Linked DNA regions of Homo sapiens: region 2 is linked to region 1. Evidence: read pairs that join two places in POLR2A ChIA-PET (ENCODE). Cell type or tissue: PC-9. All regions are shown on one strand.

Region 1 (5,000 bases):
TTGCATCCCACACCAGTTAAACTGGAAACTCTGGGGTAAGCCCAGGGCAGGGGTATTTTCTAACTTTCCTGAGATGGCTCTGCTGTGCAGCCACAGTTGAGAACCACCGAGGCATCCAGGCAGATGGAAAAAGCTCCCTCCAAGGCAGGCCTTGATAAAGGGTCCAGCATGGAAGAGGACACGTGATGACTCCGAGGGCTTATAGTTGATTAGAAAGAGAGCTAGACCCTGTGCGCAGAGATGGGTTGACTCAATGCGACTTGGGTACTGGAATGCAGAGAAAGGAGGCAGCTCAGGTAGGGTGGGGTTAAGCAGGCCAGTCTTTCTGGAGAAGGTTCTGGAAGCAGTTTTGGGAGGCAAGTCCCCCATCCCGGTGAACGGACTCTTCAGATCCTTGCTAAGGGTTTTCCCAGGGGCTCCTTATCTGATAAGCCAGCCCCTTTGTGACTCTGGCTCAGGATCCCTGCCCACCCCCGGGCCCGTGGGGGTGTGGCTGGCCACTCTTCAGTCACTGCCCTGGCTCTACGGGACACCCCGGCAGGATGAGGCTCCGACAGATAAGACCCGTGCTTGTTAGCACAGCTGTTCTCTGCAACACCCAGCCTTGTTTTCAAACCTGCGGAAACTTGGGTGCGGAAGTGTGACTACATCCACCCAACTTCAGAGTTGGGCTTGGTTCCAAATAAAAGGAAATTTAGTCAGTTTTCCCAGACAGAGGGACAAAAATAGAGTTGACAGGAACCTCAAAGGTTCTGCTGGAGTACCGGGGTCACACCTAGAAAAATCAGTTGGATCTTTGGTCTGGGCGCCCTGTTCAAATGCCCTGTTTAAACTTAAACTCTCAGCATCAACAACCACCCTCAAATCTGCCCCATGTACGTGCTTGGAGATGGTGCTCTAAAAGATTATGCTTTTTTTTTTGAGACAGGATCTCACCCTGTCATGCTGGATCATGCGATGGCATGATCTCGGCTCACTGCAATCTCCGCCTCCTGAGTTCAAGCGATTCTCCTGCTTCAGCCTCCCAATTAGCTGGGATTACAGGCGTGTACCACCACACCTGGCTAATTTTTTGTGTCTTTAGTAGAGACGGGGTTTCACCATGTTGGCCAGGTGGGTCTTGAACTCCTGACCTCGTGATCCGCCTGCCTCGGCCTCCCAAAGTGCTGGGATTATAGGCATAAGCCACTGCACCTGGCCAAAGATGATACTTTCTTTTAAGAAGGTCATTTTGTTTCTTCTGCCTTTAACAGTCCTAGAGTTTCTGTGTGTTCACTGAGCCTCTTTGGGCAATAAGCTTACTACAAGGCTCTGGGGTCTATAAATTATTTGCATGATCAAAGACATCGAACTGCATGATCAAAGAATTTAACTTTTGTATGTTTAATAGAGACTGGACAGGTAACTCGTGCTTGGCTAGATTGGCCCCTGGCAGAATCTGTTACCCCTGGATTCAGCTTTGGGTCCCATCTCAGGTGTCCAGGTCCTGTATGAGCTCCTGCTGCAGAGTGGGGCCTCGGGGCCTCCCGTGGGGAACTTGTTCTGCCTCAATGTTCTGTGCTGAACAGTGTTGACCTCACATGCGTCCTTCCTTACCTCCTGGAGAGCATTCTCCTTTTTACTGCCCTTTCAGCAACTCAGCACTAGCACATTGCATAGGACCAACTGCGGGGAGGGCTCACGTGGGCCCTGGGAAGGCCACTCTAAAGTGTGGAGGGCAGGTTTCCCACCATGCGACAGGCAGAGGTCACACTGCCGTTAGCAGCAGAACTGAGCCTGAAATTCAATCTCCTGATTCCCAGGGTCCTTACCCACCTAGTGAGCTGTGTGCCATGAGGGGGCCCCGCCCATCAAAGGGTCTCCAAAAGCCAGCGATGACATGAAGCAGGAAATGTATCATTAGAGCGGAAAAGAACCACACAGCTCCACAGCTCCATATGTTGGTCAACGGGCCCATACTGTCTGTGGCTTAAATGGGTCAGAGGTGTTGTGGCAGACAATAGAACCATCCTCATTCCTCGTGGAAAGTTTCCTGGGGAGCTCTGGACCCATAATTGAGTTGATAGTAACTGGAAAGGCTAGAGGATGGTGGGATCTAAAAATGCAGCACAGAAGTTCCTAGGGCAAGTGACTTAACCCTTTGGAGCTTTAGTTTCCTCATCTGTAAAGCAGGAACAATGAAAGTGCCTACTTCTGGCAAGGCGTGGTGGCTCACGCCCGTAATCCAAGCACTTTGGGAGGCCGAGGCGGGTGGATCACTTGAGGTCAGGAGTTCAAGACCAGCCTGGCCAACATGGTGAAACCCCATCTCTACTAAAAATACAAAAATTAGCTGAGCGTGGTGGCGGGCAGCTGTAATGCCAGCTACTCAGGAGGTTGAGGCACAAGAACCACTTGAACCCAGGAGGTGGAGGTTGCATTGAGCTGAGATCATGCCATTGCACTCCAGCCTGGGTGACAGAACGAGACTCCATCTCAAAAAAAAAAAAAGAAAGTACCTACTTCTCAGAGTGTTGTGGGGGTTAAGGTGAGATGATACCTGTGGAAAGTGCCCATGGAGCGCCTGTGCACAGGAAACTTCAGGATTCTGGAAAACTGCGTTATTTCTCTCTCTCTTTTTTTTTTTTTGAGATGGAGTCTCACTCTTTCACACAGGCTGGAGGGCAATGGTGTGATCTCAGCTCACTGTAACCTCCGCCTCCCAGGTTCAAGCGATTCTCCTGACTCAGCATCCTGAATAGCTGGGACTACCGGCACCTGCCACCGTGCCAGCTAATTTTTGTATGTTTAATAGAGACGGGTTTTCACCATGTTGGCCAGGCTGTTCTTGAACTCCTGGTCTCAAGTGATCTGCCCACCTTGGCCTCCCAAAGTGCTGGGATTACAGGTGCGAGCTATTGCACTCAGCGAAAACTGTGTTGTTACTTAAAGCCTCTCTCTGTTAGTAGCTGGCCTTCCATTTCCCTTTCCCTGGCCGATCTCCTCTGAGCCCTGGAGGGGCAGGTGTGGGATGAGTTTGTCCTTTTGAGGAGGAGACAAAGACACACAGAAGTGACTTGTTCCTGAGACATGCAGTGAGTCAACAGCTGGGGCGTCCTGGAGCCTGGGTCTCCCTGCCCCCGTGGGTCTCTCTGACAGTGCCCTGAGTTTCTGCCTGCTGCTGGCCGTCTTGGGGCCCTGCCTCCCATCTTGCAGCTGACCCTGGCCGGAAACTCCGCCCCATTGTCTTAGGCCTCGGGAGTCTGGCTGCCCTGGGGTGACAGCTTTCTCCTCTGGCTGAGATAACTCCAAGAGATGTCTATCCGTTCAGGGAAGGGGGAGCCTCTGAGCAAGCTCTTCCCTGCCCTGTGATAACGGCAGACAATGCTTAGAAAGGAGAGCGTTCCATCCCACAGCCTGCCCTCTGCACCCTCCCCCTGCTCCCACCAAACCCACCTCTCCCTCATCCCCCCAAAGGCTTTGATGAGTCTTTGGAAACTTGGGTGCGAGGCTGAGTCTCATTAACTCCTTCAGCACCGTCAGTGCTGTGAGTGTGCAGGTGGGAAATGCGCCCCTCCCTGGGCAGTCTGGTGACCTCCAGGAAGCAGGGTCAGGGCCAGGTGCTTTCTGGGTGGCTGAGGGGAGGTTTTAGTAGGGATGGTTCAATGGCTGTAGTTTTGTCCTAGGAAAAACTTTCTTTGTAGCTGAGCTCTGGAATCAAACAGATGTGAGTTTAAGTTCTGGCTCTATCATGGATGAGCTCAATGGTCTTGGGAAACTTAAGTTCCTCCTCCAAGCCCTGGCTTTCTCATCTGCTAAATGGGGGTACAAATAGCCACCACTAAGGTCATCAGAGGGAATAAATAAGTGATGAATAAATAAATAAATACACGCAGAGAACCTAGCAGAGGGCCTGGCACAGGGAGGCTATTGTGATGGTCATTTCTCCTAGAGCCACCTCTGTGCAGGCCTCGGGTTGGTGGCCTTGTGACGAGAGTGAAGGGGAACACTCTACACCTCACCCTTTACTGGAAAGAGCAGCTTCACTTCCCATGGTAAGTCAGAGAGGTCATCTTGACATGGAAGGAAAAACCCTTTGTTCATTTGATAAATATTTGTTGGCAGGTTACTGTGTGCCGTGCATCGTTTGAGCAGCTCGGGAGACCCAGTGAGTCCAGCCATCCCTGTCCACAGGTTGGTGTGAATGTGCAGGGCTAGCACAGGGGGCTGAGAAGGTAACAGATAAACTAGTGAAAACAAGTAAAAATAATATAACCTCACATAGAGAGGGGGGCTTGGAAGACAAATAAAATGACACAAGGGGTTAGAAGGTGACAGGAGGCCAGGCGTGGTGGCTAGCACCTGTAGTCTCAGCTGCGAGGTCCCTTAAACCCAGGAGTTGGAAACCAACCTGGGCAACATAGCAAGATCCCGCCTTAACAAAAAATAAAGGAATTAGCTGGATGTGATGCCTCATGCCTGTAGTCCCAGCTACTCAGGAGGCTTAGGCAGGAGGATCACTGGAGCCCAGGAGTTTGAGCCTGCAGTGAGCTGCGATTGCACCACTGCACTCCAGCTTGGGCAGCAGAGCAAGACTCTGTCTCAAAAAATAAATAAATACAAAAATAAAAAGAAGGCAACAGGTTGCACGTGTGCTATTTTTGATAGGATGTGCAGAGAAGGCCTCTCTGAAGAGGTGACATCTGAGCAATATTGGAATGAAGGGAAGGAGTGGGCCCTGGAAACCTGTGCCAGGAGTTTCCCAGTCCTAAGGAACAGCATGCTGGGAAGCCTGGGGGTGGAGGTCCAGCTCCCAGGGACAAGCTTGAGGCTGGTGTGAGGACGCAAGACTGCAGGGGCTCAGCACTGTGGCCGCGTCTATCTGGGTAACCTACTCAAACGCACTGAGGAGTCTCTCTCTGTCTGGGCCCAGGGCTCTGCCCGCATGACGGTGACCTCTGTCCCTACACAGGTGGCCTATTGCCTGCGTGTGCACACGTGTGTGTGTGTGTGAAGGGGGA
Region 2 (5,000 bases), 130 kb before region 1:
ACTGATCAATTGTAAACAATTTTCTTCCTTACTTACAAATCATCCGTTCAGAAAAATAAAAGTGGACTTCCTTTCCTAAGCATTACAATTAGCCTGGGCAAGAGGTGTTATGATTGTCTTATTCTTTAAGCCGGCTTACTTTTTGGATTTGTGTGAAATGTCTTTTGAAAAGAAAGTAGATAGTATAGTATTAATTAACTACTTTGTATAGTCTTCTGCATAATTTAGAGTTGAAAATAATGTAACATTTTCCTGTGAACAGATTCCTTTATGCGTACATACTTTATAAATATACATACATACACATACACATACATTTTTAAAATGCTCTTTTTAAAGAGATTCTTATCTTGCTCCCACTCCAAAAGCTATGTACAGTTGAGTTATTAGCCTCAGAGGAAGAGTACAGGAAAGCGAAGATGAGGACCTCCTTTTCTTGTGTTGGTCTTGGGAACAAACAGTATTCCGTCTTTCAAATATGGCATATTTCTAAACAGTTTGGGAAAGATGTTAGAATTTTTTAAAAGTCAGCTCTTTTATAAATTGGAAGTACTCAGTAGTCAGAAATTAAGATCCCCTCTGATAGAGATAGATTCTCAAAACCAAAATTGGACTGAAAATTAGATTGAGAAGAAAGATACAACTTCCTCCATAGCCAATAAAATCTGTCTTTCCAAGTCTGCTTATTAATGCTGTGAATCGCTCCTTCTGTTTGTGAAAACATCTCCTGGACTGGAAATGTGGTGCTGTAACCAGCTGAGCCGAAAGTTGGAGAATGTTAAATATCTTATATGGGACTTACGATAAAATGTATTGATGTTAGTGATTGTCAAAATAGGTTTATCATTTAAAAAACTAGGAAATTACTAAGTATAAAGAAGAAAAACCAGTATTAATTAAGTGATGAGACCTGTTCATTTTGTTTTCCCTGACTTATTTCCATTACCAAACATAGTAAAGGCCAGAAAAGATTAAAAAAAAAATTAACACAGCCATTCCATTGTTTTTTACCACATGGAGAAAGGACCAGGCTGGAAGCATATGTCCCCCCACCCTTATTTATATTCCTTTGAGCATTGCCGTTTTCTAGACAGACAATCCGAAAATAATTGTGTTGATAGGTCTGTTTAAGCCTGAACTCTGGGTGTAAAATGTTATCCAGAAGCTATAGGGAGCTGCCTTGCTCAGGTCATTGGAAATTTCAACCCTAAGACTCATTGGAATTTCTAAGTCCGTTATGCACCATTATGGGCATATGGAGCATATTCATACCATGAGGAGGAGTCTTTGTTTATGATGGACTTTTTAATATGGCCATAATTAAACTCACACTCAAAAAGGATGAGCTATTGTCAAAAGCCAAAAGAAAAACAGACAAAATGAACATGAAGCAAGGAGTCCATAAAACAAGAGTTCTTTACCACGTTTAAGCAAATGTCTCTCAAAAAAAATTGTATTTCTGTGCACATTAGCTGAGATTCACACATTTTGCACCTCAGTAGTATTTCAGATGAGACTCAATGTGTGGAGAAAACCGCTAACTTGTTTGGTTCTACTCTTACCCCCTCTTCTGTGGCAATGTGGGGTCAGGGCCGTATCCTAAAGTATCCACATGGTCTTAAATGGAAATCATGGGACTCTGGAAAGCTGGCATGAGCTGGTTGGAGCTTTTAAACAGAAGTGCTTTATGGGTATCAGATCTCTTCTGACATCAATTGTTTCAAATCATTGTTGGGCTCTGTCGTGTTCTGCAATCTTCCCCATTCCCCTCATGATCTCTGGCTTATCTTTTATCCAATCTGTATGGACTTTTTAGGATTTTTTTTTTCTTATAGTACAAATAATTTTCAGATCCCAGCTTTGGTAAATGTGTTAATTCTACTTTGTGAATAAATAAATGAGTGATCTGCTAAAAATGGCAATTGTAGAATTATGTTGTATGTAATGTACATATGGAGAAAGAATGTATTTTGTTCATTTTCTTAATAAAATGTTATATATGGATGCTACAAGATATCTCTTGTATTTGCTCAAACTACTTTTGAAGTGAACTTTTAAAATGTTTTTGTACTTTACAGTTGTGTTTTTTCCCCCAGAAAGGTGAGTTTTATTTAGGCTTCCAAAAGGAAAGTGATACGCTTTCGAAGGGCCTTTGGGTGTTTTCCTTTGAGACGGTGCTCAGATGAACAAGTACCGGCCATGCTCACAAAGTTTCTGCGGGGAGGCTTCCACTTATTTAAAGACCACTGGTAAATTATTTCATGAAATGTTCTTCTATCTACTGTTAATGACCACCCTTATTTTATTTGCTTTGTCCACTTGGACTTATGTTCCTCTTTAAAGGGGATATGCTTGTACAGGCTGGAACTAGAAGGAAAGACTGAACTGAAATGGAAAATTCACTGTAGAAAAGATAGTAAAGGGAGAGAACCTAGAAGTGTTGCAGTTTGGGAAAATTCTGGATCCCTGTCCCCATTAAAGGGGAAAGACACTTTATGGGCCAAATCTTGAAAAAACTAAGCTGAGAAATATGCCAGATAAAAGTCCTGGGTCACTGGGGCCGAGTGGTGGGACTCTTAGTAATGAGATCCCCTCTCTGCCCTTTCCACCTCCTGGTCTGCTTTACATCGTGGCTTTGTGATCATGCATTCTGGAGTGAATTGTCAGCTGATTTTATTCCAAACAGGGATCATGCTTTCTCAGTTTACAAATTGAATAATCCAAACCTTACTGCAGAGCTTTCATTTCTAGGGTGTCCTTTGAGTGTGGCCCTTAAGTAACGTTTCTTTGTGTTCTCAAAACAGGAAAGCATGAGGTGCAGTGATAAGGTAAGGAATCGGCCTTTCCTTGGTCAGTCCTCCAGAGAATTAACTCAAAAGGATCAAAATGCAGGACACTACCCTTGATATATTTGTCACTACCTTCTGGTGGGAAGACAGCAGTAAGTAAAGAAGGCTTGGCCCTAAACACAGATGAGAGCCAGCTGCTCCCAGGTCAAGCACATGTGGAGACTGTACTACAGAGCTTGGAAGTTGCTGCGTTAGGAGCTTCTGCCGCCAAAGGAAGATGACCGAGCATCTAATAGGGAAATGGCTGTGTGCCCATGCTCCTGTAACTTCTCATATAAATGACGACTGCAGAGTCCCTAGAAACGGGGAGGGGGGGGGCGTGGGGGGGGTTATTTTCCCTGTAAATGAAGGCAACATTGGTTTATCACTAACTGTTCAGATTCTGAAGGTATTAATATGACTGGAAAGACCATCTGAGGCTTGTACAGTTCTGGCGTAAGTCAAAATCCTGGTTGATGACATTCCTTCTTTAGCACCACGTATGCTACATCTTCCTTTGCCTTTTACATTCTTAGAGAAAAGGAAGAGGGGACTGGAGACTTGGGCTTTCTGGGGCATAGGGCAGTTGGGGCAGCAGAGGATGATGCCACCATCCTTACTCTACAGCTTCACTATTGTCTTACGGGGACTTTTTTCCTGTGGGCTTTCACCCAGCAAAAGCAGCAGCCGTCAATCATATCCTTGCCAGAGAGATTCTTAATATAGGAGAAACTGTAATAAGGAGAAACTACGTAGAAGTAGCCTGCCTAGCACTACGTTCGTAAGTTTTAATGGTTGGCAAACCCCGAGAGGTGGTTAGGACCCTTGGCGATGTACATAGCAGCATTGTACAGCTGCCCTCTAAACTTGGGACATAGAATGGAGAGTCCAGGAGGAATTGGGAATCCTGGCTTTCATTTCCTGATGACCAATGACTTCTGCATAATATTGCACAACTTCTCTGCCTCATTTCTTCTGTGAAGTAAATACTGGCAGCAGATCTTGTTGGCTAGGATCCTATTGATTTTCTTTTTAGGACAGGGTCTCACTGTGTCATGCAGGCTGGAGTGTAGTGGTGTGATCATAGCTTACTGCAGCCGCCAACTCCTGGGCTCAAGTGATCCTGCCTTAGCATCCTGAGTAGCTAGGACTACAGGCATGTGCCAGCAAAACTGGCTAATTTAAAAAAAAAAAATGTAAAGATGGGATCTGGCTGTGTTGCCCAGGCTGGCCTCGAATTCCTGAGCTCAAGCTATCCTCCCACTTTGACCTCCTAAAGTGCTGGGATTAAAGGCATAAGCCACCATTCCCCACCAAGGTCTTTGAAAGCAATAGATATCTCAGTGTTTATCACTAGTGTTAATTATGTAGCCAGTTCTATTCTTTATTTACTTTTTTCCCTTGTGGTACAGAAGAAATCTGTGATTTGGGAGGGAGCTTATAGGGAAGGTTCTGAGTGACAAATGAGCATAACACATTTAAATTGACAACTGAGCGTGTGTCTTGGTTGGCAGGCAGGGATCAGGGTGAATGACCTACTCAGAAAGAGAATGGGATCTTAGGTCTAACTTGTGGCCCACAATAAGCTGTGGGTCACTCTTAGAACAGTGCACCTCGACCATGGCCAGGGTCCTGTGTGAGTTCCTTGTACTTGGACTCCTTTCTGTATCCTTGGCACCCTCTCGAAGCTAACCTCAAAATTACCCGGGCCCAACTCTAGACCTCTCTTCAGGGTTTAACTGCTTTTCACAACAACTTTCATGGAAGGAAAATCATGTTGTAACAGTAGTTGCATTCTAGAAATGTATTTTGCTGTTGTTGGAACTCTGGCATTAACGTGATACTGAGAAAAGAGTGTAGGACTAAAGAGCAAAAAGAGAATCAAGGCCCATGCTGCCATTTAAATGGTTGTGTGATCAATCTCAAAGAGAATACTTAACTCCTGCATCTAATTTCCCTAGTGGGGACAATTCCTATAAGATAGGTTTGTAAACCTATAGGTTTCCTATAAAATGGTTTGTAAATGGTAAGATGCTAGGCAAGTAGACAAGATTGTTGTCTAGCAACTAAGATTATGGACCAGTTCTACCTGACAGTTTCCCTTCTGCAAGTTTGGAATGATGAAGTTTACCCCTTCCGATGAAGAAGCATGCAGCTGTGGATAATACCACA

Evidence for each region. ChIA-PET counts read pairs that join two places held together with the same protein. Peaks named below come from ENCODE experiments on the same cell type or tissue, not always from the same donor. Only the 100,000 strongest peaks of a DNase experiment are listed, where the experiment ranks them.
Region 2: POLR2A ChIA-PET joins it to region 1 with 20 read pairs; 4 of 35 experiments call an interaction of 5 or more read pairs at or near these places.

Annotation. Positions count from the first base shown.
Region 1 is chr7:131,622,812-131,627,811 of GRCh38, forward strand. No RefSeq gene overlaps it. Among named protein-coding and RNA genes, the nearest start is that of PODXL, 69 kb to the left of the region's middle. RefSeq lists enhancers at 1,121-1,788, 1,789-2,454. In PC-9, no CTCF peak of the experiment used is centred here; a DNase peak (open chromatin) is centred at 3,120; H3K4me3 peaks cover 543 bases; H3K27ac peaks cover 2,931 bases.
Region 2 is chr7:131,494,624-131,499,623 of GRCh38, forward strand. It overlaps MKLN1 (muskelin 1), which reads left to right. Exons shown (of 18, transcript NM_013255.5): 18 at 1-2,009. Among named protein-coding and RNA genes, the nearest start is that of PODXL, 60 kb to the right of the region's middle. In PC-9, no CTCF peak of the experiment used is centred here; no DNase peak of the experiment used is centred here.